Linked DNA regions of Homo sapiens: all the other regions are linked to region 1. Evidence: chromatin loops called from intact Hi-C (ENCODE). Cell type or tissue: CD4-positive, alpha-beta T cell. All regions are shown on one strand. Links, peaks and the distances in the headings refer to the core of each region. The heading gives the core; the rest is flanking DNA. Region 1 holds the start of LINC01182 (long intergenic non-protein coding RNA 1182). Region 2 overlaps C1QTNF7-AS1 (C1QTNF7 antisense RNA 1). Region 3 overlaps C1QTNF7-AS1 (C1QTNF7 antisense RNA 1). Region 4 has its middle 12 kb from the start of CC2D2A. Region 5 has its middle 140 kb from the start of LINC01085.

The links. Peaks named below come from ENCODE experiments on the same cell type or tissue, not always from the same donor. Only the 100,000 strongest peaks of a DNase experiment are listed, where the experiment ranks them.
Region 2: it touches region 1 in a loop (6-fold over the local background); 7 of 110 quality-filtered maps call a loop at or near these places.
Region 3: it touches region 1 in a loop (3-fold over the local background); 6 of 110 quality-filtered maps call a loop at or near these places.
Region 4: it touches region 1 in a loop (17-fold over the local background); 21 of 110 quality-filtered maps call a loop at or near these places.
Region 5: it touches region 1 in a loop (6-fold over the local background); 22 of 110 quality-filtered maps call a loop at or near these places.

The regions. Positions count from the first base shown.
Region 1 is chr4:13,653,582-13,659,619 of GRCh38, forward strand. LINC01182 (long intergenic non-protein coding RNA 1182) reads left to right here and starts at 1,598. Exons shown (of 4, transcript NR_121681.1): 1 at 1,598-1,770; 2 at 4,166-4,273. RefSeq lists an enhancer at 1,123-1,172. In CD4-positive, alpha-beta T cell, for the core only: CTCF peaks have their summits at 726 (motif pointing right), 3,059 (motif pointing right) and 3,261; DNase peaks (open chromatin) are centred at 720, 1,100 and 3,100; H3K4me3 peaks cover 1,287 bases.
Region 2 is chr4:15,393,516-15,399,553 of GRCh38, forward strand. The region is part of intron 1 of C1QTNF7-AS1 (C1QTNF7 antisense RNA 1); the gene reads right to left. It also overlaps a transcript of C1QTNF7 not described here. Among named protein-coding and RNA genes, the nearest start is that of C1QTNF7-AS1, 31 kb to the right of the region's middle. In CD4-positive, alpha-beta T cell, for the core only: CTCF peaks have their summits at 2,892 (motif pointing left) and 3,095; a DNase peak (open chromatin) is centred at 2,866.
Region 3 is chr4:15,228,753-15,234,790 of GRCh38, forward strand. All of the region lies in intron 2 of C1QTNF7-AS1 (C1QTNF7 antisense RNA 1), which reads right to left. Among named protein-coding and RNA genes, the nearest start is that of C1QTNF7-AS1, 200 kb to the right of the region's middle. In CD4-positive, alpha-beta T cell, for the core only: CTCF peaks have their summits at 2,938 (motif pointing right) and 3,141; a DNase peak (open chromatin) is centred at 2,959; H3K4me3 peaks cover 808 bases; H3K27ac peaks cover 589 bases.
Region 4 is chr4:15,454,652-15,460,689 of GRCh38, forward strand. No RefSeq gene overlaps it. Among named protein-coding and RNA genes, the nearest start is that of CC2D2A, 12 kb to the right of the region's middle. In CD4-positive, alpha-beta T cell, for the core only: CTCF peaks have their summits at 3,122 (motif pointing left) and 3,322; a DNase peak (open chromatin) is centred at 3,100.
Region 5 is chr4:14,252,292-14,258,329 of GRCh38, forward strand. No RefSeq gene overlaps it. Among named protein-coding and RNA genes, the nearest start is that of LINC01085, 140 kb to the left of the region's middle. In CD4-positive, alpha-beta T cell, for the core only: no CTCF peak of the experiment used is centred there; no DNase peak of the experiment used is centred there.

The DNA.
Region 1 (6,038 bases), core at 690-4,689:
TTCAGGAAACGTGGCCAGCATTTAACATCAACACAGACCTTAAGTCTGATAAGAAACATTTACATTCTATTCTCTCTGAAGCCTGCTACCTGGAGGCTTCATCTGCGTGATAAAACCTTGGTTTCCACAACTTCTTATTGTAACCGAGACATTTCTTTCTAGAGATAGTAACTCTTTCAACCAATTGACAAATCAGACAAATTTTAAATCTACCTACAACTGGAAGCAGACCTCCCCACTTTCCCTTTTCTGGACTGAAACAATGTATGTCTTAAATGTATTTAATTGAAGTCTCACGTCTCCCTAAAATGTATACATCTAGGTGACGCCCCAATCACCTTGGGGTCATGTTCTCAGGATCTCCTGAAGGTTATGTCATGGGCCATTAGTGACTCATATTTGGCTCAGAATAAATCTCTTTAAATATTTTAGAGTCTGACTCTTTTTGTCAACAAAAATCACATCTCTGTCTGACATTGTCGTGATTTGGGTTCTTTCAAAAGCAGATCCTGAGACAAGGGTTTGAGTGCAAGTGGGACTTTGGAGGTGTATTTATCTTTTTAAAAAATTTTTTTTTGTGCCTCTCAGCTCTGAATGGACCCTTTATTAATTTATGCTCTGGGACTAACGAAGGCGTGCCTTTGAGCCCGTCTCCTTTAAGTGCGCGCGATGCTAGGCTTCCTCAGTAGAGGGCGCCGGAGGACACCGCAGCTGGAGGAGGGTTTCCGCCGGTTGTGCGGGGACCGCGGCTCAGTAGTGTGGGTGGACGAGGACAGCGGGTGGAACTGGTCCTTCTGTGACTTTGCAGCCCCGGCTTGGTGATAATTTTTGTGCAGGCTTCTTGACATGGAAAGCAGAGCTCCCCAGCACAGAGTGAGCCTCCGAAGGGCTCCTGCCCTTACCGGTGCCCTACCCTCCCTTTCCCTGCTTGCTACACTTGGGTCCGGGACTCAGCCTCCCTTTGCAAGCTTCTGCTCGGCCTGTGTGCAGCTGCACTTAGCTGGCAGGGTCAGGCGTTGAGTAGCCGCTCCGCTCCTTCTGCAGCCTCCTGCAGCCCCCGCCAGCTCCCGGGCTCCATCCCTCACCATCAGTTGCTGATTGGCGCCCCCTGCGTGCACAACGGAGGCTGGCTGCACCTGGAGGTTCCCAGCAATTCCAGGCCGGCTCCAGCCTAGCCAAAGCAGCTAACTTCTCTGCTGTCTCGTGGGCTGAACCTCACCGTTTCCCAAGAGGTCTGAATCCTTCTCAAGTTCGTCTTTTCCTAAGTTCTCCCTCGTAGCTCTAGGTTGCTTTGTAGAGTTTCCTTATATCTATACTCTTCATTGTAGTTAATGACTCTGTGTTACACTTGTCCTGTTGAACTTACTGTGTAGTTTCTGTCTCTTGACTGGATCAAGGCTCTCACAGGAGTCAATCCCAGAAAAATGATGAGACAGTAGGGAAGAGAGAAAAGCCAATAAACAGCATGTTAATGAGTAGGTCCCACCTGGGGCTCAGTCGCACTGGTGTCCCTCTGAGAGTATGGGCACCACACACTTTGGCATTGCCCCAGCAAGGCAAGGGGCAAGCAAGGGAGCTGGGTGTTTATCTCCCAGGCATTGCTTGAGGCTTGCTCTTGGGAATGGTAGCTCCCTGGAACTTCTGTCCAGCCTGCATATCTGGACTGTGCAGGGGATACTTCTATGGCCAGAAAAAGCCCTTGGGCAGAGAGAAGCAGGTTCTTGATGCTGAGATGTCTGCGTGCTTGGGAGTTGACCACTGCAGCTGCAGGTGACCTCTGGGGTGGGCCAAGGGGATGTAGGTGGGCAGTGATACATCTGCTACAGACATGTTGCAGGATGCAGGGCAGCAGAAGGAAACTGATCAGCTGGCTGCCAATGAATGGCCCAGACTGATTCAAGGGTAAATTTGCTGGAAGAAGTCCGTTGCAGAAGATCAGATGCTTTCCTGACTGGTGTAATTTAATTGTATGGTCAGTGTTTGCTATGGATAATTGGATTTTTCTTTGACCTTCACAATCTTGCTGGCTCTCTGTCCACACTGAAAGACACTTTTCTAACTCTCTCAAATGCAATAAGACTAACCTTGGCTTCCATCAGGAACTCATGGGCTTGCCATTTCCAGGAGGTGCCGATGGCTGTGGTATCCAACCAGCAAACGGCAGTGGTGTTTGTATTTTCCATTTTGCCCTTTACAAGAACATTTCAGCTGAAGCAAAAGGCTTTTTCCTTTACCCTGGGTTTTTTAATAGAAATCTTGGTGGCATTAAGCACTTTTAATTCTGAGCACTAGCCTGTAAAGTTCAAAGCTCTGTTCTGCTCTTGAACACAGCGGATACCAAGGCGAGAGATTCTAATCACAAGGAATACCAGAAAAAAAAAAATAAGCAGGAGACAAGTTTATTACGAAGGGTTGTGAACAGTATTTGTGATTAATGTGGAATGAAAAAGGTTATTTCTACATTAAAATCATTCACATTTGCAATAATTTAAACAATTTATCTGGTTTCCCCAAGTGGGGATGTGTTCTTTCCACATATAACATGCTCAGTGAAGGAAGAACAAGGAAGGTTACGCTGCCCTGAAACATATCTGGGAGAGCTTTTCGGCTCTGGGAGGATCACCAAGTTATGTTGTTAAGTGACAAAAACAATATCCGGAAGAGTGTCAAACAGCTAATTATTGTGTAAGAAGGAAAAAAAGAAGACTACATTAGTCACATTTACTTATATTTATATGAAAAGCTAATAAAAGTAGCTAGGTATACGTAAGGCAGTCAGAAACAAGACTTTTCAATTATAACTTTTATATCATTTTAATTTAAAAGTTACGCTAATATATTTCCTGTTCAAGAAACAAATAACAACATGCCCAGTGGAAAGCATCATCATTGTAATAATGTCCTAAGATCATTTTTTATGACCTTTGAAGGTAACTTAGGATAGGAAAATGCATTCCATAAAATTCAGCTGCCTGCACATAGTGAATCCTTTGCAAACCCTCGGAATAGGCTGAGGGTTTTTATATGACCATGGAATTTTTTTTTTTTTTTTTGCATCTTTGCTGCTATTCGCCATCCAGGCAGCAGGGGGAGGTGTTTCTCTGTTTTTCTTTGCGCCGCCCACGCCTTCTCCCCAACTTCATATGCAAAACTGACCAAGAATTCTCTAATTCAAATCTATGCACGAAAGGCACCACATTTTCTAGATTCATGTTGTTACTCTCTCATATCCCAAATCTGGGAGACTTGGAGCTTCCAGCAGGCTGCTAATGATTTTTCAAAAGGGGCCGATTGTTGGATTTGCTGGTGTAAAGTTTGTCCTCCCTCTTCTCTGTGCCCCTCCTTGTCACTCCACTCAGCCTTTATACATCACTTGCCATAATCGAGTCATAGAAAACGAAACTTACATTATGGAAATTCACAGCCTTTTTTTTTTTTCCACTTTGTAGATGAGACTCAGGATTTAGAAGGCAAAACAAACAAACAACCAAACAAATAAAAAAGGGATTTATTTTGGACCTTCATAAATGGTGCCAAAGTAAAAACAAACAAACAAAAGGTAAAAGAGGAAGGGACTGTTAGATGAATGTTTATCTCGGCGCCTGGTACCATACCTGCCTTACACACTCACAACGCAAGGAAGGGTGTGTCACCAGAGCCATTTTGCTAAGGAGGAGATTAAAGCTCAGAGGGGCTGAGCAACTTGCCCAAATTTATGTTGCTAGAAAATGATAGAACTGGAATTGGAAGCCAGACTGTATCTAAAGTAGAAACGTTTAAATATTTTCTTCCTATACCACACAAAATAAGCAGAAGGCAGTGTCTCTCTCTCTTTTGTCCCTGTCTGCCCCCCACAGTCTCTGTACCTGTTTTCCCACAAGGGTGTACCACCTGCTCCCTACTCCACATCGCGTCTATAAAGAGAGAGAAGGAAAAAAGGAAGTCGCTTCAAGAGCTCCCCAAATGCTCAATGGAAGTTGCTCTTTGTTGTACATGGGCAGCGATTTCTTTAGAAAAAGTAGTGACGTAGACCTGCCCGAGGTCAGCGATTCCTAGAGCAGTGGACTTGGGGAAGTGCCAGGGAAGCATTATGTTGTTTAAAAAATTGTTTTGGAGCATGTGCTTGTGCGTGTGTGTGTTTCTGAGCATATCTGTTTTCTCACAGGAGCTGCCTGGCAATGGTAGCAGGTGAAGGTCATGGTGAAGAAGATGCAGATATTGGCAATTTGGAGCATTAGATGAACTAATTACAACGTTAACCTAAGGAACAGTGGTGAGACCATTTTATCCAAAGTGAAGTTCTTGAGAGAGATCTTGGGTGGCACCTAGCCTCTGTATTAGATAAAATGGACATCCCTTGGGAGAGAATGTGGCTCTTTTCTATTCTGATTAGGGCAAAAAGAGTCTCCTTTGATGCCAACATGACCTTAGTGCCTTTAAACATATACTATGCTGCCATTTCCACAGAGAGGGACAAGCAGCAGCTTGGGGTCCTTGGGCAGGCAGTGGGGCCCAGCCAAAATTTTCTTAGATTGCTTTATTTTCCTTTAATTATGATTACATGTATAGCAAATGATTATGGTTTTCTATTTGTGATAGTGATAAGGGATGCCTTTTAAATATATGTATTTAAGTAAAAAGGTTAATTTACCCAGCACTTTGGGAGGCCGAGGTGGGCAGATCACGAGGTCAGGAGATCGAGACCATCCTGGCTAACACGGTGAAACCCCATCTCTACTAAAAATAGAAAAAATTAGCCAGGCGTGGTGGCGAGCACTTGTAGTCCCAGATACTTGGGAGGCTGAGGCAGGAGAATGGCGTGAACCCAGGAGGCAGAGCTTGCAGTGAGCTGAGATCATGCCACTGCACTCCAGCCTGGGCGGCAGAGCGAGACTCTGTCTAAAAAAAAAAAAAAGTCAATTTAAAGAAAAACCAGTTAAGTGAATGATAGTAATGTGGAGATGTGAAAAAAAGGATGAAAGTGTCACTAAAATAATTCAAATATGTGGGCTGGGTGCAGCAGTTCACACCTGTAGGCCCAGCCCTTTGGGAGGCCGAGGTGGGTGAATCACTTGAGCCCAGAAGTTCGAGACCAGCCTGGGCAACAAAGTGAGACCTTCTCTGTACAAAAAAAATGAACAAAATTAGCCTAGTGTAGTGGTGAGCACATGTAGTCCCAGGTACTTGGGAGGCTGAGATGGGAAGAGCATTTGAGCCCAGGAGGTTGAGGCTTCAGTGAGCCAAGATTGTGTCACTGCACTCCAGCCTGGGAGACAGAGTGAGACGCTGTCTCAAAAAATAAGGAAGAATTGAAATATGGGGATATTATTTCATTAGTGGATTAGTTTTCAGCATGTCTTCCATTTCAGACATTTTATAATTCTAATTCCATCATTTGAGAATGATGGGAAGATTAGAATCATACAATATTAGAAAAGAAAGGGATAACTGAGTCTGCCCTCCTCATTTTACAGCTGATGAAATGGAAGCTTAGAAAGATGTGACTGGTTCAAGGTCACACAGTGTTCTGTTGGCTCACATCCCATTTGTGTGTGTGCATGGGTGTGTGCACACAGGTGTATGTGTGCATGTGTGTTGATGGGAATGGGGTAAGGGAGAGAGGAGGAAAGCAGCCTAAATATCGAGCCGCCTGGGCTTTAATGTAATTCAGGTTGTCTTGGCACCACGGAGGGAAAGCGGGAAGACAGAGGGGACATTCTTTGAACAAAATGAGAACTCCTAGATAACACGGGGGTGGGGGAATATCCTGAAAATCTAAGTTTCCTGTGCGTGCTACAGCAACAAGGGTAAGAGCTAGCTGATTTCCCCCAGTAAACACAGCAGTGGCTTTTTGCTGCAGAATGTGGCGTTAAATTCAATAGGTCAGCATTAAGCTTGAACAAAATGTGATGACTGATTAGGAAATGAATGGTAAGTCATGGACAGCAGATCCTGATTATGATGATGCTTATCAACACCTCCCTTCCCCACACTGGAACAAACAAAGCTGCACAATGTCCTTGCAGGCTGACAAAACT
Region 2 (6,038 bases), core at 1,158-5,157, 1.7 Mb after region 1:
ACTCTCGAGCCCAACACCCAAAGATCTTTATTCTGGAAATGTGAAGTAGGGCTTGGGCATCTTTGCCTTTAACAGGCTTCCCTGGAAATTCTGAGGACCAATGGATTTGATCATCACTAATCCAGGTAGCTTCCTTGCTGTGTGACCTGGGGTAAGGGAGTTCACCTCTCTAAGCCTGTTTCCTCAACTTTAAAATAAGGCAAACCCACCTCTTCCACAGGGTAGTTGTGACAACTAGACGCCATGAGAGCACTAGCACCAAGACAGGGCTACTCACTCATTCACATGTTTGTTGAGGCCTACTATGTGCTGGGCCCTTTCTGGATACAAGAGACACAGCAGTGAACCAGACAGAAACTCTGTTCCCACACAAGCCTTCCTTTCTAATGAGGATAGACAGATAAGAAACCAGTAACCATTTCCTACATCGTATAGTGACTGCATTAAGGGGGAAGTAAGGGCAGAGGGGGTGTGTAGGGCCAAGGCAGGAGGGCTCTATTTCATATAGCAGGGAAGGGAAAGGCTCACAGATACATGAAGTTTGAGCAGAACCCTGAAGGAGATGAGTGAGAGAATGAGCCTGTGAAGGTCTAAAGTGTAAACATTCCAGGCTGAAGGAAAGTCCCATGCAAAGGCCCTGAAGTGGGAGCATGTTTGGAACACTTGAGGAAAGTACGTAAGGTAAATGTGGTTGGGGCAGAGGTGCAAGGGATGATAAGAGGAGCTGAAGTTGGGGTGAAACCCAAGGGCAGATTGTATAGGCTTTGCCAGCCTTCTACATGGAGAGTGAGCTCTCAAGAAACAGTGGCTAAATCCAAGACAACCAAAATGTGCCCAGTAGGGGAATGCCCAGATAACTTACAATCAGCTCATACTGCAGAATGCTAGGCAGAGAAAGGTATTCACCACATATTGTTTAGTGAAAAGAGCATGTTGCAGAAAATAGGTATGTTTGGATTCCATTTCAAAAACAAATTCATCCTCATATGTGTACATGTTTGTGCAGAGTCTCAAAAAGGTGGAAGAATGCACACACAAAAGTTTGAACAGTGGGAATCCTTGAGGAATTGGGTTCAAAGGAAGGGATCTGTGTGTGGGGACTCCCACATTTTACTTTGTGTAATTCTATATCATTTTTGGTTTTACGACAAACATATTTTTTATAATTTTCAAAAATTACAAACATGTGTTGGATTCCGATGGAACTAGACTCTCTACTCTTCACATTTTGGGGATCACAGGAGAGATGATGGTGGGTATCAGAAGGTCTTGAACCATAAGGCCTGGCCCTGGTACTTTTTTACCTAAGGCATCCCCAAGTGCCTTAGGATAGATATCGGCACCCAAGGGGATTCTCATTATTAAAGACAATTTGAACACCTCAACTGTTTCCCAAAAGAACTTGAGTAGGACTGTCTTAAAATGTACCTGTGGGATTTTAATTTATGGAGGTGATTCAGTGACAACACAAACAGACTAATGCCATTGAAAGAGAAGTTTTATAACTTATATTTCCCAAGAGGAGGGGGCACACCATGCCACACAGGGCCACATGGGAAAGAGCCTGGCTGGTCAGGGGGCAGAAGGGAGAGAAGAGAGAGCCTGGGCCAGAGCCTTCACTGTGTTTTCCATGGGAAAAGCAAGACAGGGCAGGATAAACAGCTTAGGACTGGCTACTTGGAATAAGTCTGATGGCTTTGGAGCATAGGGACTGTCCCTAGTTGTCTGGTGCCTGGCCCTGGGGTGATTTAGGGAAGAGGGAATATTGGCTCCATGTGTAAGAATTCCATAAAAGAGATGGTGGGGGGCGTGGACTCTGGATTGGTGTTTTTGCATTTAAAAAAAGAGTGCTCTTGGGCAAGCCCCCTTGCTTTCTGTAAGAACTGGCTATGCCTGGGAGGTGCAGTCTCTCCCCAGTCAAATGCCAGAGCATCAGGAACACAGAAAACAAGAAAAGATAGTTAATACAACTGGCCCTGTGATGAATGGATGCCAAATAGACACAGACTCTAAGAAAACAAAGCTGTTACAACCACAACCCAGTTAAAAGAGGCCAGTATACTCAGACTCGTAACTCAGACATTCTCTACCAGGAGGCATGATGGGCTGGGAGCTGGGGGATAGTGAGAAAATAGAGAAAGGCAGGGCCGAGGGAGGGTCCATTGTTCAAATGACACCGAAAAAACAGCAGAAAATTGTAAGACCTACTCTGTGCTGAGAAAATACAGGGCACCTTAGATATATTGTCTCTAACAATCAAACCCTTTGAAACACATATTAGTATCACCATTTTACGGATGAGAAAAATGAAGCTGGGAGGGGTAAGTATCCTGCCCCTATGGTCATCTGGCCAGTCAGTGGTGGAAGTAGACGTTAAACCTCAGTCTTTTTGACTCCAAAGACACTGTTTTAACTTTAAAGTCTAATTTCTCTGAAATCTGGGCTTGAACCTGGGCAGATGCTAATCTCCAAAGAAATCAGTTTTAGTAAGTGGGGGGCAATGAAGAGGGCTCTAAGCAGTGGGAGTTTCAGGTCAGAGCAAAGCTGCAAAATTCCAAGTAAAGCTTCCAAACAAGTAAGTGGATGTGGCTGAGACCTTCACAAGGACCTCAGGGAGGATGTCATTCCAACTTGACCAGGGCACCAGCAATGGATGAGGGCTGCAGCCTGACAGCACCCGAATGTGAAGATTCAGCCACTTGTACCGCATCCTGGGCCTCACTGCTCCAAATTCCCACCAAGGTGGGCCTGAGCCAACCTCCATCAGGTTGGAGATGATTGAGATTGAGAGGCTCTGGCTGTGCCTTCAAATGGGAGGGGCAGGGGGCAGACAGCACTGACACAGAGGACCATAAAATGTATCTAGCAGAGCAGGAGAGCTCCATCTGGAGGTCAGGCGAAGTAGTACAATTGTGCACTATCTTTTCTCAGCGCTTCCAGTGTTAATCATGATCTGGGGGCAGCTGAGCAGATCTCATGTATTCAGCAATTATTTATTGAGCACCAAGCAGCATATCATATTTTAGTTTCCAAAAACCCTAAGACAAAGACTTAGGGGGCACATTATTTATATGCATAAAGCAGGGAGTAGGGACAGAAAAAGGATAATAAAGCTAAAAAAAAGGTGTGTTATTGAGTGGTTGGCACTGTGGGCAACTGATGCTCAGTCCCTCTGAGGACCCTGAGAGTTCCTCAGAACACCCCTCAGAATTGTCCCATCAGCAGAGGAGAGGCTGTGTCTTCACTGACTGAGGGTTTCCTGGGTGGCTTTCCATCACCAGCCCTTCTTGGCAGCCCACACACTGAATAAACTTTCCTGTAGTTCCAGAGAAAGGGACACAGGCAACTCAGGGGGTGGCTGTCAGTGTGATGGCATATTAGTCTGTTTTCACGCTGCTAATAAACACATACCTGAGACTGGGCAATTTACAAAAGAGAAAGGTTTAATACAGTTCTACGTGCCTGGGGAAGCTTCACAATCATGGCAGAAGGCAAGGAGGAGCAAGTCCCGTCTTACATGGATGGCAGCAGGCAAAGGAGAATGAGGAAGATGCAAAAGCAGAAAACCCTGATAAACCACCAGATCTTGTAAGACTTGTTCACTACCATGAGAACGATATGAGGGAAACCGCCCCCGTGATTCCACCGGGTCCCTCCCACAACACATGGGAATTATGGGAGTACAATCCAAGATGAGATTTGGGTGGGGACACAGCCAAACCATATCAGATGGAAACTTCCCACTGCAGCTTCAAGTGAGCTCAGAGGTGGATTGAGAGCCCTGGAGCAGGGCAACAGCAGTTTCTGATCCCCTAAGACCTCTCGGAGACTGTTCTCCCACAGTGGACTCTATAGCTACTCGCCTGCTCTGCAACCTCCTGGGCCTAAGCTCAGGGCTCCTCTGTCTGAGTGGTCATCCCCTACTCAAATTCAGGAGTGAGCTCAGACAACTCTTCCTCTAAAATATGCTTTGTGAGCATAAAATCTGAGGCAGGAGTGTGCCTCTGCACCTCTGGCTATCTCTAGAGGCACCTGGATAGTGGTTACAGGCCTGAGCTTACAGCTCCGTGTCACACTGGGCTTGAAGATAGTAAGTCATGGCCCTTATCTTCAAGGGACTTAAAGTCTCAAAGACAAGAAGACCACAACTCTCTCTAGGCTGTGAGCATTCCCAAGAGTTCTTAAGGCTTCACTTATGAATGTGCTTTCTGAGAAATAAAAAAGAGCAACATTCTATGCACTCAGCTCCACTGTAGATCCTAAATTAGTCATAGGATCCCCAACAGACCACCTACCAAAGCCCCACCCAGGGAGATTCATTAACAAATCAAATTAAAATCTCTCAGCAGATGCTGGCGACTACACAGTTCTACTTCCAAGAATCCCCAAATCATCCCAACTGATTTTGAACCTGCAAGAGCACCCAGTGGAATTAAGGCCCACCACTCTCACCTCCCCTCCTCCTGTAGAGTCCTTCCTAAACCAGACCCACAAAGGAACGCAGCCACAATTTCAGTCTTTCTTGCTTCTTTTCCCAACTTTACTACCATTAATCTAGTTTTTCATTCATTTTTTTCATTCACTCAGCCAACAATTTCTTCAGTGCCAGTCATGCGTCAGTTGCTGTGTTTGGCTCCAGCAATGTAATCATGACTGAAATATGGCCCTAGGTCAAAAGGAGCTTATAGGCCATAGCGATGACAGCAATTTTATTCTTCCACACCCAACTGGAAATTTTAAAAGCACCTGGGGTTACCAAGAGATCTAATGAATCATAGCTAGAAACCATTTTCCAAACACTAAAGGCAAAGCTAATTATATCAGACTCATGCTTAATATCCATTATTGACCACCCCCCCTCCCTGCCCCATTGATGTCCAAGTCCCTTTATTTACAGCTAAGCATCTTGACTGGATTCCCAGCTACTGTACAAGCCTTGTCCTCCAATATCTACCTTCACAGACTTTCTGTTCCACAGTGAACACTTCAGCATATCTCTTCTGGGACTACCTGGGTCTAGGCTCAGGACTCCTCTGTCTGAGTAGACAAGCCCTACTCAAATCTCAAAGCTGAGCTCAGGCATCCCTTTCACAGAAGTGCCTTTTGTGAACATTCCCCTGAGGCAGCAGTCTGCTTCTGTTACCTGTGGCAAATCTGTAGGGTCTGCAGCAACCTCAATTCTTGCCTGCTCAGAAGAAAGAATTCAACTGAGGGGCATAAAGCAGAAGGAGAGACTGAGGCAAGTTTTACAGCAGGAGTGAAAGTTTATTAAAAAGCATTAGAGCAGGAATGAAAGGAAGTAAAGTATACTTGGAAGAAGGCCAAGCAGGCAACGTGAGAAATCAAGTGCATGACTCCACCTTTTGACTTGGGGCTTTATAAGCTGGTGTGCTTCTGGGATCTCGCATTGCCTCTCCCCTGATTCTTCCCTTGGGATGGGCTGTCCGTATGCACAGTGGCCTGTTAGTGGTTGGGAGGTGAGCATGCGCAGTGTGTTTACTGGAGTTGTATGCATGCTCACCTGAGGTGTTCTTCCCCCACCAGTCTAGCATTCCTAGAGGAAGGTCATGTACCAGTTAAATGCTGCCATTTTGCCTCTTAATGCACATGCTTGAGACCACTCTCCCAACTCCTGAGATCTTATCAGGAACCTGCTGATCACCAGTTTCAGGTGTTTTCTATCTATTGGGAAACTGCCCTTCCCTGGTGCCGACTGCAACCAATTATTATTTTAGAGAGACAGTTAACTTTCTGACCATCAGCTGATGGTCACCTGACATTCCTAGTGGGTGGGTGTGTTGGGGAGGAAGCCCTCTCCTGTTCTGCCAATGCCTGATGAGCCACCTACTGTAACACTTCCAGCAGCTCTGAATATCTCTGTAGGCTCCGCAGATAGTAGTTAAGAACATGCACCCCAAGTCATACTGACTACAGGACCCATTTCAATCGATGATCTGTGACTTGGCCAGGTTCTTCGTATCTCTAAGCCTTGATTTCCTCCAGTTAGAATGGGGATAATAATAATCATGTACGTAGTG
Region 3 (6,038 bases), core at 1,336-5,335, 1.6 Mb after region 1:
ATAAATTAATTCTGCTGTTTTTAAACTGCCTTTATCTCCATGGTCTTGGCATTTACGTGCCACATTTTTTTCGGTTGTATGTTAATGTGATATTTGTCCATTAAAATTCTGAAAGTCTTTAAAATGAGAGGAAGAAAAAACTTCCCGGATGTTCAGCCTAATATACCTTTCTGGGTGATCTCTGCCTTTCATTGTCTTTTAATTTTTTTTTTTTCTTTTGAGCCAGAGTCTTGCTCTGTCACCCAGGCTGCAGTGCAGTGGCACCATCTCAGCTCACTGCAACCTCCTCCTCCCAGGTTCAAGCGATTCTCCTGCCTCCGCCTCCCAAGTGGCTGGGATTACAGGCGTGTGCCACCATGCTCAGCTAATTTTTGTATGTTTAGCGGAGACAGGGTTTCACGATGTTGGCCAGGCTGGTCACGAACTCCTGACCTCAAGTGATCTGCCCGCCTTGGCCTCCCAAAGTGCTGGGATTGAGCCACCATGTGAGCCACCACGCCCAGCCTCATTGTCTTTGAATCCTTCTACTACTCTGTAAATTGTAGAAAGCTGAGTCATGCAAATATTTGTGACCAGATCAATGCAAATGAATTGTGTCCCATAGAATGCAATTGCTCTGTGGATACTTATCAGTTTGTATCTATTAAGAAAATTTATTTCTGCATTCCTGGTTGCCTCAGAGTAGACACTCAAAAATGTTTGTTGACTGAATAAATGATATATGAATGAAGCTTAAAATAGAAACCATAAGAACCCTCCAATTAAAGTGTACCATTCTTATAGGTAAGGTGGGATTCATAGCACACCGCTCATCTTTCAGCTGCCAAGGAGCCTTGTCCACAATGCCTCTAGGCCCTTCAGCCTCTACAGGTTCAGCTACTCACTACTTAATGCTCACTCAAATATAGTCTCAAATGAGGGCACTCCCACTTGCTGTCTTTTTTTCCCCCTCCAGTCCTTGAGATACCATGCATGGGTGGGATCTTTGATCTTCTGCTGAATAAAGGCAGCAGACTACCTAGAAAGGAAACTGCAGAGTTACAATAGGTACACCTCACCATGGAACACTATACATCAATTACAGAGAGAAAAAGAAGACAGAGGGAGAGAGAGAGAGAGAGAGAGAGAAGTGGCAGAAAGATGTGGAACTTATCCAGGATGCCGAACGTTAAAAAAACTCAAATTGCAGAAGAACATGTTAGTATGATCCCATTCTTGTTAAAGCACTCGCATATAAGTTGGTGTATTCATGAAACAAAATGAACACAATCATATGCCAAACCTTTAAAAGAAAGTTGGGATTACGGAAAATGTTTCCTTTACAGACCATGTGTTTCTGTAATGTTTCAATTTTTTTTTTTACAATAATCACATATCACTTTTGTAGTAATAAAAAAAAACCTACAATTTTTTTAAGAGGAAAAGCAGTTGATTCTACAAATAGAAACCCATCTTAGTTCACTTGGGCTTCCATAAAATATACCAAAAACTAGATAGCTAATAAACAGCAGAAATTTATTGCTCACAATTCTGGAGGAAGTCTAAGATCAGGGCACTGCAGATCCACTCTCTGGTGGGGGACTGTTTTCTGGTTCATAGGTGGTGCCTTCTTGCTCTGTCCACACATGGCGGAAGAGGCAGCGCAGTTCTCTGCGGTCTGTTTTATAAGACACTAAACATTCTCACCTTACGGTATTTCTACCTCCTACTACCATCACATTGGTGGTTAGGTTTCAACACATGAATTTTAGGAAGATACAAACATTTATCCCATAGCAGAACCCTAAGATGCAGGCCCCAAGGCAGTTTTTGTGGGTGCCCAATGTAGGAAACATTAGTTTTTATAATATAATACTATTTTCAATCAGAACCAAAGAAAAAAAGAAATTGGGCAAATAGTGTTATCTTCAAACACAAAAGATAGCAACATTTTCAATGTAATGGTTTTCAAAGTACTCTGATAGAAACACACCTGGAATAAAACAAAGTTTATTAGGATTTTTCACTGTTTGATAGTGTTCATTATCTTACAATGACCTTAGTGCCAGGAATAATTCATCAGAGAAGTCTTCCTGTCACTGACGAATCTTGAAATGCTTTGTAAGTTTCCATCAATGTCAGTGTTTCCCAAGCTTGCTTTTAAAAGCATTTATTAAGCATCTAATGGGTGCCTGATATTTTATTACTTTCTTTCACATGACTATTTTCTTTTTGATTAAACCTTATTTAGTAAGTATTATTTTTCTCCTGTTTTTAGATGAGAAAACAAGGACTTAGGGTGGTTAGGAAACTACCTGATTACCAGCCACCTTGATATGAGGTAAAATGGGGAATGTGTGTATAAACGAAATAGAATTCAAACTGGAACCACTGTGCTAAGTGAACACAAGTGTCTCATTTCGTGGAGGACTCACCTTGGGCAACTGGCCCAGCACTCCTCAGTTATTTAGATCTAACACTTCCTTACACATTTGGGGAACATTGTTCTCAAACAGAAGGTCAGATGGTCCCTGAAGTCTACACATGAACTCCTTAAGAAACATTCCCGGAGTCCTATGACTAGGAAATAGCTTAGGTTTCTATGAGCTCTGATCCATTTGGATAGTTATAAACTCCCAAAAAGTGATATCTGAGCAGACATCATGTGTCATCGTGAAAATAAAATCATTGCACTGACTTATCTGAAATAGTCCTTAATATTCTAGCCACTGCCCCCTTAAGGCCATACTGTACAGACTTTTGGATTTGACAAACGTGGTCATCACCACACTGACAATTTAATCCCAATACTTCAGTGATGGTGCTGTGTGCTCACTGATATTAGGTTGGTGTAAAAGTATTTGCAGTTTTTGTCATTACTTTCAATGGCCAAGCCCGCAATTACTTTTGCACCAGCCTAATTCATTTTACCCTAGAGGTAAGCAAATGTGGCCATATTTTTATACCAGCACCAGGGGGCAGCAATGTGCAAATAAGGCCGCTCTGTGGCCTCCTCTGTTTGGCCTGGTTTGGGAGGAGGATGTGGTTCTCATTCCCTAGTGCTTCTCAGATTTAAAATAATGGTAATGTAATCATTTCAGCTCTGCTCTGGAAACTGCTGGTGCTAATTCATTTCAGATAAAAATACGCAGACTACACACATGTGCATCAAATCAGTCTTTTCAGGACTCAGGGTCTGCTCATTTGGGCATTTGTTCACCTAACCTTTAATCAGAAACTACTGCGTGCCAGGTACCGCCCTGGATGAGGCCATGCTCCCATCCAGTGGGGAAACAGACACACCCCATCCAAAACCACAACCTTCCCTACTTTTTCAGTTTCCCTTAAGCACTTATTTTTTAAATTTTTTTCTTGTGAGTGATTTGTCTACCTTGTTGGAACATAAACTCCTTGACAGCTGGGATTTTTATCTGTTTTGTTCACTGGAGTATCCCTAGCTACTAGAACAGCACCTGGGACATAATTAGGGTTCAATAAATATTTTTTGAATGAACAGGTATAAAATTATTGAGACACACCATAATGGAGGTGGACGTGCATATCTTCATATGAACTAGATTACGCTAAATTATTCACTTGAATAAATTTATTGTTTTATCATTCCCACTAGCAGTGAATGGGAGTGATGCCCGAAAATAACATTAAATTATCTGGTATTAGCATTAGAAGGAATTTGGGACATCACCAAATTCTCCTTTTACAGAAGAAGAAATTGAAGCCAAAGTGAAGAAGAGATTTGCCCAAGGCTACCTACATCCAGACGGTCGCGTCAGGATTCCAAGCCAGGACTTCTGACCCCAGCCCACTGTGTTTTCACCACACACCCTGCTGCCTGCCTGACTTTTTCATTTTCCTCAAATATCACCTCCTGGAACTATCAACTGCATAAGTTAATGACCTGATCTGTCTAATTCTTATTTGGTAATTGGCAGAGACCAGACTTGGCTGTCTGCATTCAAGGTCTCCAAATCAACCCTCTTAAAGGCATCTCTGCTCAGCCTCTCTGCATGAGATCTGGTATTTAGTTCCTAGCACCCACTGTGTACTAAGTTCTTCAGAAACATGTGGTCATTTGAACCTCACAACAATCCTACGCAAGTGCTATTACTATTCTCGTTTTACTGATGAGAAAATATAATAACAGTGTACATTGAACCCACAGGGCATGCAGCAGGAACTCAGGATTGTTCTAAGGATTCCATACTTGTGAGCTCATTTAATTCCCTGACAGCCTTTGAAGTGAGTGCTGTTACTGTTTTCTACTGTAGACATGGATATTGAAGTCAAAAGAAGGCAAGATGTTTGTCCAAGGCCATATCGCTGGGAAATGGCAAAGCCACCCTGTGTTTCATTACTGTGCTCTCCTTCCCCACTGAAAACAGAGGAGCTGTGGAGTCACGGGCACAAGGTCACACGGGCTGTGCCAGCTGAATCCACTTTTGTGCATGGTTTTTTCACAACGAGCTGGAGGTTTGGGCCAGAAAACCCTTTTGTTTGAAAGTCACAGATCTGAAACTCAGCACAAAAGAGGAGAAAGTGATAATGCAAAAGCTGCCTGGGCTGCAAGCAGCGTTTCCTCTTTGGGTTTGTTTTCCTTTCTAATTTGCCAAGCTCTTTCCAGGCTGAGGCAGCTGCCACACAAAGCTCTTGAGGAGATCCCACTAGCTGGCCAAGGGACAACCATTAGACAGATGGGCTGGACCTTCTGTTTCCACCCTTCCATCTGGGCACCAAGAGCCTGGGTCTGCCGTGGGTGTGGGGACACCCTGAAGCTTGCCCATTCCAGGCTCAACCGGATAATGAACTGAAGTCACCTCATAGCAACTTGGACGTGATGTTTGTGGGAATGAAGCTGGTTTGCTCTGTTATTCTGTTGAATTAATCTGGGCTCTGAGCCCCCTTGAAAATCATCAGGAGAACACAATCTAAAAAGATGGGCAGGAAGTGGTTCTTTTGCTGGCCGGAGGTGATTTTGCTGATTGAACTTTTACATGTGGTACGGAACAAATGAACAGAAAAGGCTCGGCTTACGAATCCTCTGCCGTTAGTTCATCTGCACATGTTCTGACCTCTGAAACTGAAGCATGCTGGTAAATCTCAGAGCCTCTTTCCAGCAGTGTCAAACAGTGTGATGAACAAAGGCTTTGAAGTCTGGTATACCAGGGGGTGCTTCACAACATACCCTGGGTGACTATATGACTCTGCCAGGTAACTTTGCCTCTCTGAGCCTCAGTGTCCTCATCAATGAAATGCAAGTTATAAAGCCTTTCTCACAAGGTTGTTGTAAATGTCTGGCACCTAGTATGTGCTCAATAAATAATGCCTATTATCATTCGGGAGAAAACTTTCATGGCCTAAACTATGGCAAAGGAGCAGGTCTGAGTCCTGGCTCCATCTCCTGCTGGCTAGCGGGCTTCTGACATGTCATCTCCCTTCCTGCAACCTTGAATTTGACCTCTGACTGGAAGCGAGGAGATTGAAATATTCCCATCTTTAAGGTCTCTGACTAATCTGCAGTGACTCTCCCACTAGATGATCACTTCCTCCCGTACACACGCTCGCTCACTCTCTCTCTCTCTCTCTCTCTCACTGTCTTCTAGAGTTCATGAGGGAGGAGGATAATACAGGGATCCCAGGCTCTTTGCTGCCAATCTCTGGGAGAAAGACAGGATTTACTGAACAGCTACTAAGTGCCAGGTGCTCATTATTTATTCTCCCACTTAAACCCCTCAGTAACCCTTGATTGGATACTGTCGTCTGTAGTTTACAAAAGAGGAAATAGAACCTGGGGAGGTTTCCACAACCTTCCCAAAGTCACAGTAACTGAAAGAGGCAAAATCCATGCTTATACCCATCTGCCTATTTCCCAACCACTTCTGCTCTAGATGATCTCAAGACTTTGGTAAAATGAAATTTATTTTTCTATAGACAGGTCAGGCACCCATGGTCTATGAAAAACTCACAGCAAATATTGCTGCTGATAACAGCGAAGCACTTTTCCAACTCCACTGTAATGCTGAAATGGGAAGCAAATAAAA
Region 4 (6,038 bases), core at 1,293-5,292, 1.8 Mb after region 1:
TCTTTTGGGTGGAAAGTCAGAAGACAAGATCTAGCCCCAGGAATTCCAATAATCAGCTTTGTGTGACTTTTAGACAAATCACCTAAATCCTTTAAGCCTCTGATTCCACACTGGATTGGTGGTGGAAAGTAAGTGCTGTCTTTCTCCAAACTCATGGCAGACATTGGTAATAGATAGAAGCATTTCTTCCCACTGTGCCCCAGGGCAGCCTCAGAATTCTCAACAAAGTCTCCAGGTCCATCCATCAACAAGCATGTACCCTTGAGATGAAATCAACTTGCCTTCCCTGAATTAAAGGAGCCTTTGGTTACCCTTCCAGTTCTAACGAAAGTTTGGAAACTCTTGTATTCTAATTCAATAGGCAAGGCTATACCTAGTTTTGCACTCCCAATTAAAAGCAAAACTTGGCAACTGCCTTCTGAAATCGCTATTTTACAAAATCAGAGCAGGAGTAATGGGTGCTGGAGTTCTGCTTGGACCAGGCCTTATAGGCCATTACTTCCAGCTGAGTGGCTCCAACAGCCCTCCAGGGCCTTGGTGGAGGCCAGGGTAGATCCTGACACTGGCCCTCAGTGAAGAACTTGACTCCACTCTGCTTCACGTCTCTGCTTCTTTTGCATCCATGGGCTTCTCATACCACTCACAGGTTTCCTCACCCTGTTATCTGCCTTTTCTACAGCATGGATTCTGATTTCTCATCATTTCAATCTCTGCTGGCATCTCCCAGCCCAGCTCTAGTTCATGACATGTTCTTTGCTTTAGCTCCAATTGCTCAATCCCTGCTGACTCTTTCTTCATGTCTCAGTTCAAATCCCCAGAGTGAGGATCTCATGTTTGGCAGGCCCCTGTTTATCAAAGAGCCAGCCTGGGGATTGGCTGCAGCTGATCCACACCCTCCTTCGGTCCCATCAGCTAGGACTGTGAATACTGGTATAAAGCACAGTTGCCTGCTCAAAGCCCATCAGCACGAGATGTAGGCAGTTTTGTTTTGTTTTTTTTCCAAAAGTGTGTCATCAGGTAGGCACTGCGATGTTCAGTTCATAATTTCACAGGGTCTTTGCAAGAACAAAATGTGGTAATATATGTAAAAAATGACAATTTTAGCAGATTTCCCCCAAAAGCAGACTCTGAGACAAGGACTTGAGTATAAGTGGTTATTTGGGAGTTGCAGGAAACACCAATAGGGTAGTGAGGAAGCAACAGAGCAACAATAACTGTGTCTGTAAGCTAACTGCCATTGTGGTTGATTGAAGCTCATCCCAAGGAGCTGCCCAGGAGAACAGGATAACACACACCGAATCAGCTCACCCAAAAAGGGAGGAAGCCGGAGTGTTTAAAGACCAACTCCCAAGAGTCATTGGCTGAGGACCGCTCTCAGGATCAATATTTTTCCAGCACTTTGAGAGTGCCTTTGGTGCTCAGGTAAAGTGACTTTGCAGGGTTCTGAAAAAAGGCTTCAGGCACAGAGATGGAGATAAGACAGTTAAAAATCTATCAAAGCACCCTGAATTGGTTAATGCAAGGGATATGGAAGAGGCAATGACTTCATCTGCCACCGTACTTGGTCAACCCTCAAATAAATGTTGGCCCCACAAGAGAAGGGGGTATTGTCTGCTTAGTTCCCTGTACCTGAAACTGCCTGGTGCATAATCAAAGCTCAGTAAATATTGGTAGGATGAATGAATGAATGAATGAATGAATGAATGAAGAAATGTCTATATAAATGAATGAATTATTTGGACAATTGTTGGAGATCTTTTCTATTTGTTTTTCTTCTCTTGTGAATAAAGAGGTAACGGGATGGGAGAGGGTAAAGGGGAGCAGCTGGGGGACACAGAACCACCTTGTACCAAAAGAAGCCTGAGTTTTAAGACCAACACTTTTTGCACAACTACCATGACTTAGGCAAAGCAGAACAAAACATCTCTCTCCTACACACTCCTCAAGTTGAATTTTAATGATTTTTTTCTACTATTTGCCCCTTATATTCATTTCAGTTTGGTTTCAGCTGCATAAGTTGTTGAGGGCTGTATCTGTCTCCTTTCCCTGGTCCTGTATCCCCAAGGACAACCCTGAGCCCCACTCTTACCTAAACCCTACACCAACAACATCACAAGCAAGCCTGCAGTCATTAGAATTGTGAGGGGACTATATTAATCCACCTCCACTGATAGGATTTGAGAAGGGCTTCCATTTAATCCCACTCCTCACCCCTGAGGGTGCCAAGCCAATTGAGAAATGCACACAGAAGCCACATATGTACCAAAATACTTGTCTTCCTACTGGTAGCACCAAATCAGAGAGAGCAACTTGGATATGAGGTTGAAACAAACTTCCCAGTAGTTGCCTCCAGGTCTAGACCTGATTAGCATCCCACAACAGAAACTTTTCCATTCAGCCTCAAAGAGAACAGAGGTCTCCCTCCCCTCAAATCAAGCTCATAGAACCCAAGAGAGGCCACATGTGCAAGTGACTTTTTACACACAGCCCACTCCCAACACAGAGCCCAGGGGGTACCAGACTCTTGCCATCTCACCAATCAGAGAAATCCCTCCTCCTCCCTCCACCAGAAGGAGCCATGGAGAGGTAAGCCACTAATTATTAAGAGAGTGGAAGTTCCTATCTTTCAGAGCAGCAGGAACTCAGGGAAAGGAACAAAAATTGTGCCTTCCCTACCACATCTATGAGAAAAGAGCTGATCTAAAAACATATTTACCTTTTAATTCTCAGTGACCAGATAGGGGCAAGTGCACCACTGGATACAGTGAGGGGCTTGCTCTACAGAAGAGTCATTTTCAGTTCCTCTTTCCTCCTGTTACACAGCTATCAATGCATTCAGGTCTGTGCAGAAACCATACGTTCTTCACTAGCTAGGGCCAGACCTTCTGCTCCTTCATCTCTCACACTAAGATTGTTAGTGAACTCTGCAGTGAATGCTCAGCCAGAGTTTGGAAATGTCATCTTACAAGCTCTAATATGTCAAGGAGAAAACTGTTTCTTTGGGAATGTTTCTTCCTAACCAAGATAAGAAAACAGTAATTTTGCTTTTGCTTCAAGGCATACTTTGATGGCAGGAGAATCCAGTTTACTTTTTAAGGTACTGACCTCTAGTGGCCAGCAACAATAACTACTCTATTAGAGACCATTTCCAGAGATTATGTAAAATCCAAGTGCGGGCTAGGAGAAACTTTAGAAATCAACTTTCTCTGCCCACCTCATATTCCAGAAGAGGAAACAGAGATCCATAAACGATGAGGGCCTTGTCAGTGGTCGCTAAGATGGGACTAGAGTCAAGGTCTTCTGTCTTCCATGTGGATCTCCTCCCATTGCCTAGTATACATTTATTAAAGCTACTTAGTCATATACACTGTAATTCATAAACAATTAGAGTAAAAATGACATTTCGTTATCAGATAATCCCTCTGTGGTTTCCTGCAAAGCTTGATGGGATAAGTGTGACTAGAGGTCCGTTTTCACGCTGCTGATAAAGACATACCCAAGACTAGGTAATTTATAAAGAAAAAAAGGTTTAATGGACTCACAGTTCTACCTGACTGGGGAGGCCTAACAATCATGGCAGAAGGCAAAAGGCACATCTTACATGGCAGTAGACAAAAGAGAGAATGAGATCCAAGTGAAGGGGGTCTCCCCTTATAAAACCATCAGATCTCGTGAGACTTATTCACTACCACAAGAACAGTATGGGGGAAACCACTCCCATAATTCAATTATCTCCCACTGGGTCCCTCCCACAACACATGAGAATTATAGGAGCTACAATTCAAGATTAAATTTGGGTGGGGACACAACCAAACCATATCAAGAGGTTTCAACCTCACTGGATGGTAAACAGCTAGAGGGTGAGGATTTTTTCTTAATCATCTTTGAATCTCTAGTACTTTGCACCACATCTGCCATGTGGCAGGCACTAAATAAATGTCAGATGGATGAATAAATTGATGGAAAGATAAATTTTAATTTGAAATTAAACACCAACTAAAACCAAAAGCTACCTGTCTTGCTACCCAACTAGCAAATGGCAGATTTAAGATTTGAGGCCAGCAGTTCAGTTTCACACTAAATGCTACTACTCCTAAAAGACCTCTTCACTGGCCCATGGAACCCCCTCCTACTAGTGACGACTTTCCAAATTTAACAGATGCAGCATTTCTGGCTCTTTGAATCCACACAGCTGATTCGAAAGTAGGTTGTGTTTTTTAGACTCTCAGTCATCAGTTTGTGTTTTTTAGATCTCAGTCATATGTTTTTTAGATTCTCAGTCATAAGTTCTTCTCCTTATATAAGGACTCAGTGAAGGCTTTGCTTTGTGTGTTGGTTTGTTCCTTCAATCACTCAACATATTTACTGAGTGTCTGCTATGCACCAGGAGCTTCCCTGAGCAATGGAAACCCAGCAGGAAAGACAAAATGATGTGTCAACAGCTATGCTAGTGGTAAGCACTAGAAGGATAAAGAAAGAAGGCAGGCTTGTTAATGATGATGGATCCTTTTCTGGTGTTAGCAGAGACTTGAATTAGGAGGGAGTCTTGAAGGTCTCAAGCATACATTAGTATCATGGAGAAAGCGTGAGTGATTCTCAGGATCCCTTGGAAAAATAACCCAGGCTGGCAGTGAGGAGAGAAAATCTCCATATAGGAAGGGGCAAACTTACGCTCAACACTGATCCCCAATCATTGTTCCTAAAATTTACTTGCCTTTTGAGAATTTTAGCAATCTCCACTGATACCATCATTCTTGCTACTGAAATTACTCTTCTTTACTTTACCCTCTCATCTCGAGCATGGATATAAATTCTTTCTGTAATTCCCCCACAGCATAGATGAGTCTCTAAGGGAACAATTATAAGATTTTACAGATGTGTCAGAGATAAGAGGCGAAAATTATAACACAGAGAATTACTAAAAGCTGGCAACTAGATATGATGGCACTTGTGATCCACAAAATCTAGTCCACCGTCATGAAGTTGGCTGGGTCCTTGCAGTGCTACTGTTTTTCTGTTTGGCCCTAGTTGGACAGTACATGGCAGTGTCCATATTTCCCTGACAGGAAAATCCTCTAGTATGGCAAAGCCCCTCAGAGTCCAAGCCCCAGAGAGCAGAATGATGCATAGTAGCAGGCAACCCTTTGTCCTCTGCTCCAAATTCCATCTCTCAAATAGTGAGAACACAAGCAGCTACCAATTTATGGATGGATTTTACTCTAGAAATCTGTTTGCTAGTCAGTTCTTTGGAATCTGCCATGCATTTCCAAAAACATCAACAGTGACTGAGATCAGAGGCAAGTCCATGAAAATTCTATTTATACCCTAGTCCATCTAAGGATGTTGGAAACATAGCTTCTCAATTTAGCAGAATTCAGGAAACAAGTATAGATGCTCCTGGGTACTTTTTTTTTTTTTTTTTTTTTTTTTACCAATCTATGCTCTGTACCAATATAAGCACCCAAACCCCTACAGGTCCCCAAGCTTCTGCATCAGAGGGTAAAGCAAAGTTGTCTGTACCAGGAGCTGTGGCTACAAACAGCAAAGAGTTGAAAATTCTTGAGCTGGAATAGCAGAGAGGTCATTCTTATATTGAGTCTAGCAAACTGCCTTTTTCCCAAGTATCTTTAGCAATTGCTGCATTGGAAGGAAATACAGTACAATTTGTGGCATCACAGGGCATGAAAAAATGAAAGATGGATCAGGCTGTGTAGGAAAGCAAAACCTACTTTTTAATCAGGAGGGTATTATCAGCTAATCCTCTCTCTAGTAAGCTCAGTAAGTCTCCTTGGGTAAGATCTTGTTTCAAATGGAGAGTCCTGTGAGCAACTCATCTTGATTATGCAAATGTAAGGCAAGTGGACACCCACTGCCCTGGAAAATGGGAATATAACATCATTTTCTGTGGCATGACTGATGCTCCCCAATTTTCAAAATGCCCCTTGTGCTCTTTGACATACATTGAATAAATCTGCAAAGGGAGCCAAGAAACCTCCTAGAGGAAAAAGAAATTTTGATACTAATTTCTTTTCTGCTGA
Region 5 (6,038 bases), core at 680-4,679, 600 kb after region 1:
TCCTTGGACTCCAAATGCATTACATCTAAGCCTGGTGGTTTGGTGGAAAGACTGTCAAGTTAGACACATAGAGATTCTGATCTTAAACGTTGGTTCTCTAAGTTGTGTGACCTTAGACAAGTTATATCTGCTGTGTGTATTTCTGTTTCATCTTGCGATAACTGCAGTAGTTGGGCTTAATTAGATGATTTCAAACTTCTCCCTCACAGATTATATACTTTTTATTATTTTAATTTATTAAATAATGACACCCAGTAGCGCACAATTCGTTCTTCATTTTTACTAATCAGACACAAAATTGTCAATGTGAACATCTAATCATAGTAAAATAACCCAATTTTTTTTCCTATCAGTCTGGACAAGTATAAAGCAACCCCATATTTAGATAGTCCAAGAATCTTTAGGGTGAGTGATATAGTTTGGGTGTCTTTTTCCCACCCAGATCTCATATTGAATTGTAATCCCCAATACTGGAGGTGGGGCCTTGTGGGAGGTGTTTTAATTATGGATCCTTCATGAATGGCCTGCACCACCCCATTGGTGATAAGCGAACTCTTGCTCTGAGTTCACAGGAGATACGATCGTTTAATGGTATGTGGCACCTCCTGAGTCACCCCTCTCTCTCTTGCTTTTTTCTGCTTTTGCCATGTGACATACCAGCTCCCCCTTCGTCTTCCACCATGATTGTAAGCTTCCTGAGGCCTCACTAGAAGATGAACAGATGCCAACACCATGCTTCCTGTAAAATCTTCAGAACTGTGAGCCAATTAAACCTCTTTTCTTTATAAATTGCCCAGTCTCAGGTATTTATAGCAACGCAAGAATGGCCTAGACAGGGAGTAAACAAAACAATCTGTAAAGAAATAAAAATTCACTATCTCTTCTTCACAGCCTAGAGTCTCTTTGTGTTAGAGTCTCTTTTGATACCTCTCATTTTATGTGCTGCTACTCTCCTTTCACTTACTGTTCCAAAACAACACAAGCTTCTGTTAAATTCTGTAGTCATCAAGCACTTTCCATTACTAAGCTTTATTCAGATTGTTTTCTTATATTGTTCTTCTTCCAGCTTTAGTTTAAGTGCCACCTCCTCAGAGAAGTCCTTGGGTCCATATTATCCAAGTTGATTTTCCCTTGCTAATTTGTATAACTTAATTGAGCATTTTTTCTGTTTGTTATCTTTACGTATGTTATCTTTTATATCTATGGATATATTTGTTAATTTATTTATTTGTTGTATCTTTTCCCCATTTGTGTGAAACCTCTTGAAAGACAGCACCATGTTTGCTTGTTTTTTTGTTAGGTTTAACCAGTCTATCCTAGCATGATACCTGGCATAAAGCTGACAATAACTATTTGTTGGGTGGAGAAACACTTTAAAATAAGAAGCCTTCATAAAACATGGAAAGTAATTTTGATGTGTTCTCTACTAGTTTTAGAAACTGCTAAGAATATGAAGAATCCAAGGGATTAGTTGGTCCTAAGGTCTGTTCAACCTGAAATAAGACAGAGTTCCTCATGTCAGCATTATTGACATTTTGAGCCAGATAATTCATTGTGATGGGGGCTGTCCTGTGCAATGTAGGATGCTTAACAGCATCTCTGATTTCTACCCACTAGATGACATTAGCATCTCTGCCACCAATTGTGACAATCAAACATGCTTGCAGACTTAGTCAAATGTCTCCTAGGGAACAAAATTGCCCCTGATTGAAAACCTCTGATCTAATATGACAAATTAAAGCAAGAAAAAGTAAAATGTTAGCAGGTTACAAGGTACATTGATTTTGAACACTGAGACCATTTCTCTTTGTCTGTTTTATGAACAGATTTCATTAACAATCATTTTAATAATAATTATTTTAGTAATGTTCCTGTCTTGCCATGAACATGAGAGAGTTTATCAGCCAAGAATTGTAACATAGCAACAACAGAAACTTTCTTTGACCAACATAAGAAGGAAAGGACTTTATTAAAGGGCTTTTAGAGAACTACAGAATCACCACCAGGAAGGTTGGAGAACCGGTTGCAGAAAATGAGCCACGGCAAGGAAGGCTCGGCCACCAGGACCTCAGCTAAAATTGTGCCCAATATGAGTTTGGCAGGCATTGCTATTGTTACTCATGAATGCTAGATATTCCAGCTTACACCCCTCCTGTGGTCACCTTGGGTACTGCTGCCCTGGTATATGGACATTGCTGCCACCATTGCCACTGTCGGCCAGAATGTGTTCTCTGGAGCCCCATTTCTGTGTATTCTTTCTTTTCAATTAAATGATGTGTGCATTTAATTTGCTGAGACCAGGACATGTGCCAACTTCCAAAATGCAAGTGGGGCTAGAAAAGTGTGTATCTGGTCTTTTGGCTTCTAAAAGAAAGGCAGACTCTGCCTTTCACCTGGACCATATGGTGGTGAATTGGTGAATTCACTAAGCATAGAAAATAGTTTAGATTCCAGAATGCCCCAAAGCAACTAATATGTACTAATTAAGAGATAAAATATAGCAATAATCAAAGTGTTCACAATGGAATAGAGCCTGTTATAGATCCCTCTCATCTGTCAAAGGATTAAACATTTGATGTGATGTGGCATATGCAGCCTGTTTTTCTCAGGACACATTTGTCAGTCTCTTTATTTAGAAGTGACATTGCACAAACTAAGCTTCAGCATCCCACTGCCTTTTCCTCCCTTGACTATGTCTGTGGTGGAACTGTGAGAGACAAAGCCATTCTGTGAATATCTGGTGAGTCCTGAATAGGCACTGCAAGGCCCATTTTCTTGATGCTATTCCCCAAGGGGCACTGAAGTGGTCTGAACATGGAAAGTCACATGATGTGCTAGCCACCAAAGTGCAGCAGCATTTGCTGGGTCTCCAATTTGACCTCATTGCATTTCAATGTGAAAATTCTGTTCTCTGTGGGCTAGACTGCATGACAAACAGGCAGGGCCTTTATGGATAATTCAAGCTCCAGTAGTTTCTCAGCTCAGATGGAACCGCACTGGCTTTGCTAGACTGGAAAACAGATTATAAACTGCAAACTCATTTATTCTACAAATGTTTGCTGTGCTTAGGCAAAGCAGTTTCCCATAATTTCTTCATTTCCTTCTAGAGTCAAATTGGCTCTCTTTGAACATTTTCTCATAAGATAGTTCCAGTGAATATTAGAGCTGGAAAGAATAAAAGAATTGTGCTTTGTCTGCATGAACAGAGTGGGGGACATAACTTTTCTTCATTTGTAGTATGCTGACCATGGTTTATTCAGAGTTTGCTCGGCTATGCTGCAGTAACCAATTAACCCCCAAATCTCAATGATTTAACACCACATGAAGTTATTTCCCAGCCACACCTCATGTCCAACATGCTTTGCCACAGGCTTCTGCTCCATCCAATTTAGTGTCACAAATATCTACAGAGCTTTATATGAACACAGAGGAATGGTACCTAACCTAGCTTGGACTGAAGTACAGAGACTTTCTGGAAGACGTGAAGCCTGAGATAAGACTTCAAATATGAGAAGCCATTAGCAAGAGTTGCTTTAACTTAAGCAAAATTACCGAAGCAAAAAAAAAAAGCAAGGGTTTGTGCAGAAAACTGGTATCACTAATCATGAAGTTAGAGATGCAAAAAGACAAAGAATAAGGGTAGAAAGGGATAAATTTATGGAAGCTTCAAGTTATCTTAAAATGTTAGGTTTTTATACACAGTGGGGAGTCTTTGGAGGGGTTTGCATCAGAGTATGAAATGATCTGACTGTTGTTTCTAAAAAGATACATTTGACTGCACTGTGGAGAATAGAATGGGTTGGAAAGGTCTGGTGGCAAAGAAATTGGTAGGAGGCTTTCTGTAATCCATGGTGGAGATTATGAGTGAGGAAACTGGTTAGTATGGAGAGGGAGAAAGGAGCCAAGAAATATTTGAAAGTGCAGTGGCAGAGCACATTTAGTGATTGACAGGATGGAGAATGGTAAGGGAAAGGAGGCATGGATCTTTGGTTTTTAGTTTGATACCTGCATGTATAATGGCTCTGGAATACAGATTAAAAGACGATGAAAAATCTTGGGGGAGTATAATTAATTCAGATTTTGATTAATGAATTTGAAGCCTCAATAAGACACCAATAAGAACATAATGTGAGTAGGCAGTCTGGTCAAAATTTTTGTAACTAATGTTAAAAGTCCGATATGAATGTATATTTAAAGAGGCATCAGCCTATGGGTGGCAATATCAGTCTTTAAAGTACATAACATCACTCTTAGCAATTTGTTTACTGAGAGGTTCAGCAGCCTGACAAAAAAACTCCAGGTAGTGCTTCCACTTGAGTGGTGCACAGTGGAAGATGAAGCAGACAATTGAGTCGATTGAGAAGAAGCCATCACAGAGGTAGGAAAAATAAAGAAACTAAGAGTTGTGATGGGTTAAGGACATCAAGGCATTAAAGTAGATGGCTCATCGGTGGTGTGAAATGCAGCAGAACAATCCAGGAAAGTAAAGACGGAAAGATATCTATCAGATTTAATAGCAATGTCATTGACCATCTTAGTTTGCATCAACTGCAGTGGATTTATTTATACAATCACCAAATATTTATTTATTAAGTAATTACCATGTGTCAGGCCCTGGGTTTAGCATTAGGAATGAGAGTTAACAAAACAGATATAGTTAGGCCCCTGTGGAGTTTGAAGTTTAGTGGAAGATATGAACAATAACAGTCACATGAAAAATATATAGTTAAATTTTGATGTGTTGTAAAGACAAACATTTAGAAATAAATTAGAAGTCACTGCAGATTATTCTTCCAAGAGTATACAATGATAGGTTACTCTACAGGGTCCTATAGGGACTGAACTGCACCTATGGGAGGAGTCCAGTCTGAATGTTAAGGATGCATTTTTAGGATGAAAGAGATTTTAATGAGTTTGTGGGCTAAAGAGATAAACATACATAGCAGTAAAGATATAGGAAAAAAGACAATAAGTGATATTTCAAGGTCTGGAAGAAGAAAAGGAGCTCAAGGTTCACATAGAGGATTTGGCGTTAGATAAGAAAAAGAAAACTGTTCCTCTGAACAGGAGGATACAAGGCTGAAAAGAACAGTGGAAAACTTGTCAGGGTGTGGAGGAGAGGGGAGTTGTTATTCTTAATGAAGTAAGAGACAAGTGTATTTGATAAGGATGAGAAAGGTAGCATTTAAGTAGAAGAGTCTGGGGAAATGTAAAATGGGTAGCCATTTAAAAACAAAGAGACTATTTTTAAAATAAATGGATAACTTGTTTTGGGGCTATACTTGTTTTCTGACCTCTTCGGAGACAAGGCAATGTGTTCACCAAACTTGAACCCTCAGCAAACCAACATATTCCAGGACCTCTTATAGTGTGGTGTGCACCATGTGTCTGGGTTCTGGTGAATGTAAGATACACAGAAGTGATGTAAAATACTTCCAGGTTTGGCTTCTGCAAGTATCTCCCATGACTCTCCACCCTTGGAAAACACTAGTTTCAGATTTGGGGTCCTTTAGTCACCATATGGAAGAGACTCCCAAGGGCAGCTATGATTACTCAGTTTTACTCAGTTTAACTGTGATTTGAGTGAGAAATGGATTTTTATGCCACTTAAGTTACTGAGTTTTTTGGTATATTTGTTACTGTTACATAAACTAGCTTGTCCTTCCTGACTAATATAATTACTACTACAATGTTGTATTCATTTATTCCTAGATTCATAAAGTGTTTTGTTTCATTTTGTTTTTGCCTTGTAGTTGTTGTTTCTGTGTTGTTTTGAATCAGGCATGCGTTTGACAAGATACTATTGTGCCTCTTCCTGAATGTCTTGTCTATTGCTTTTGGAAAACAATGAATAAAGGTCTGAAACATAGGATTTAGGCAGACAAAGACAGCACTTCTTGAGAGTGCAATTTGTCCTATTGATGAGATCCTACACTCAACTACTTGGACCCATTTCCCAACCTATTTCAAAATAAAATTGCTACTCTCCACATGTTCCTCAGAACATAGGTCTCCTCGAAGAAGCAGGTATTGATTGG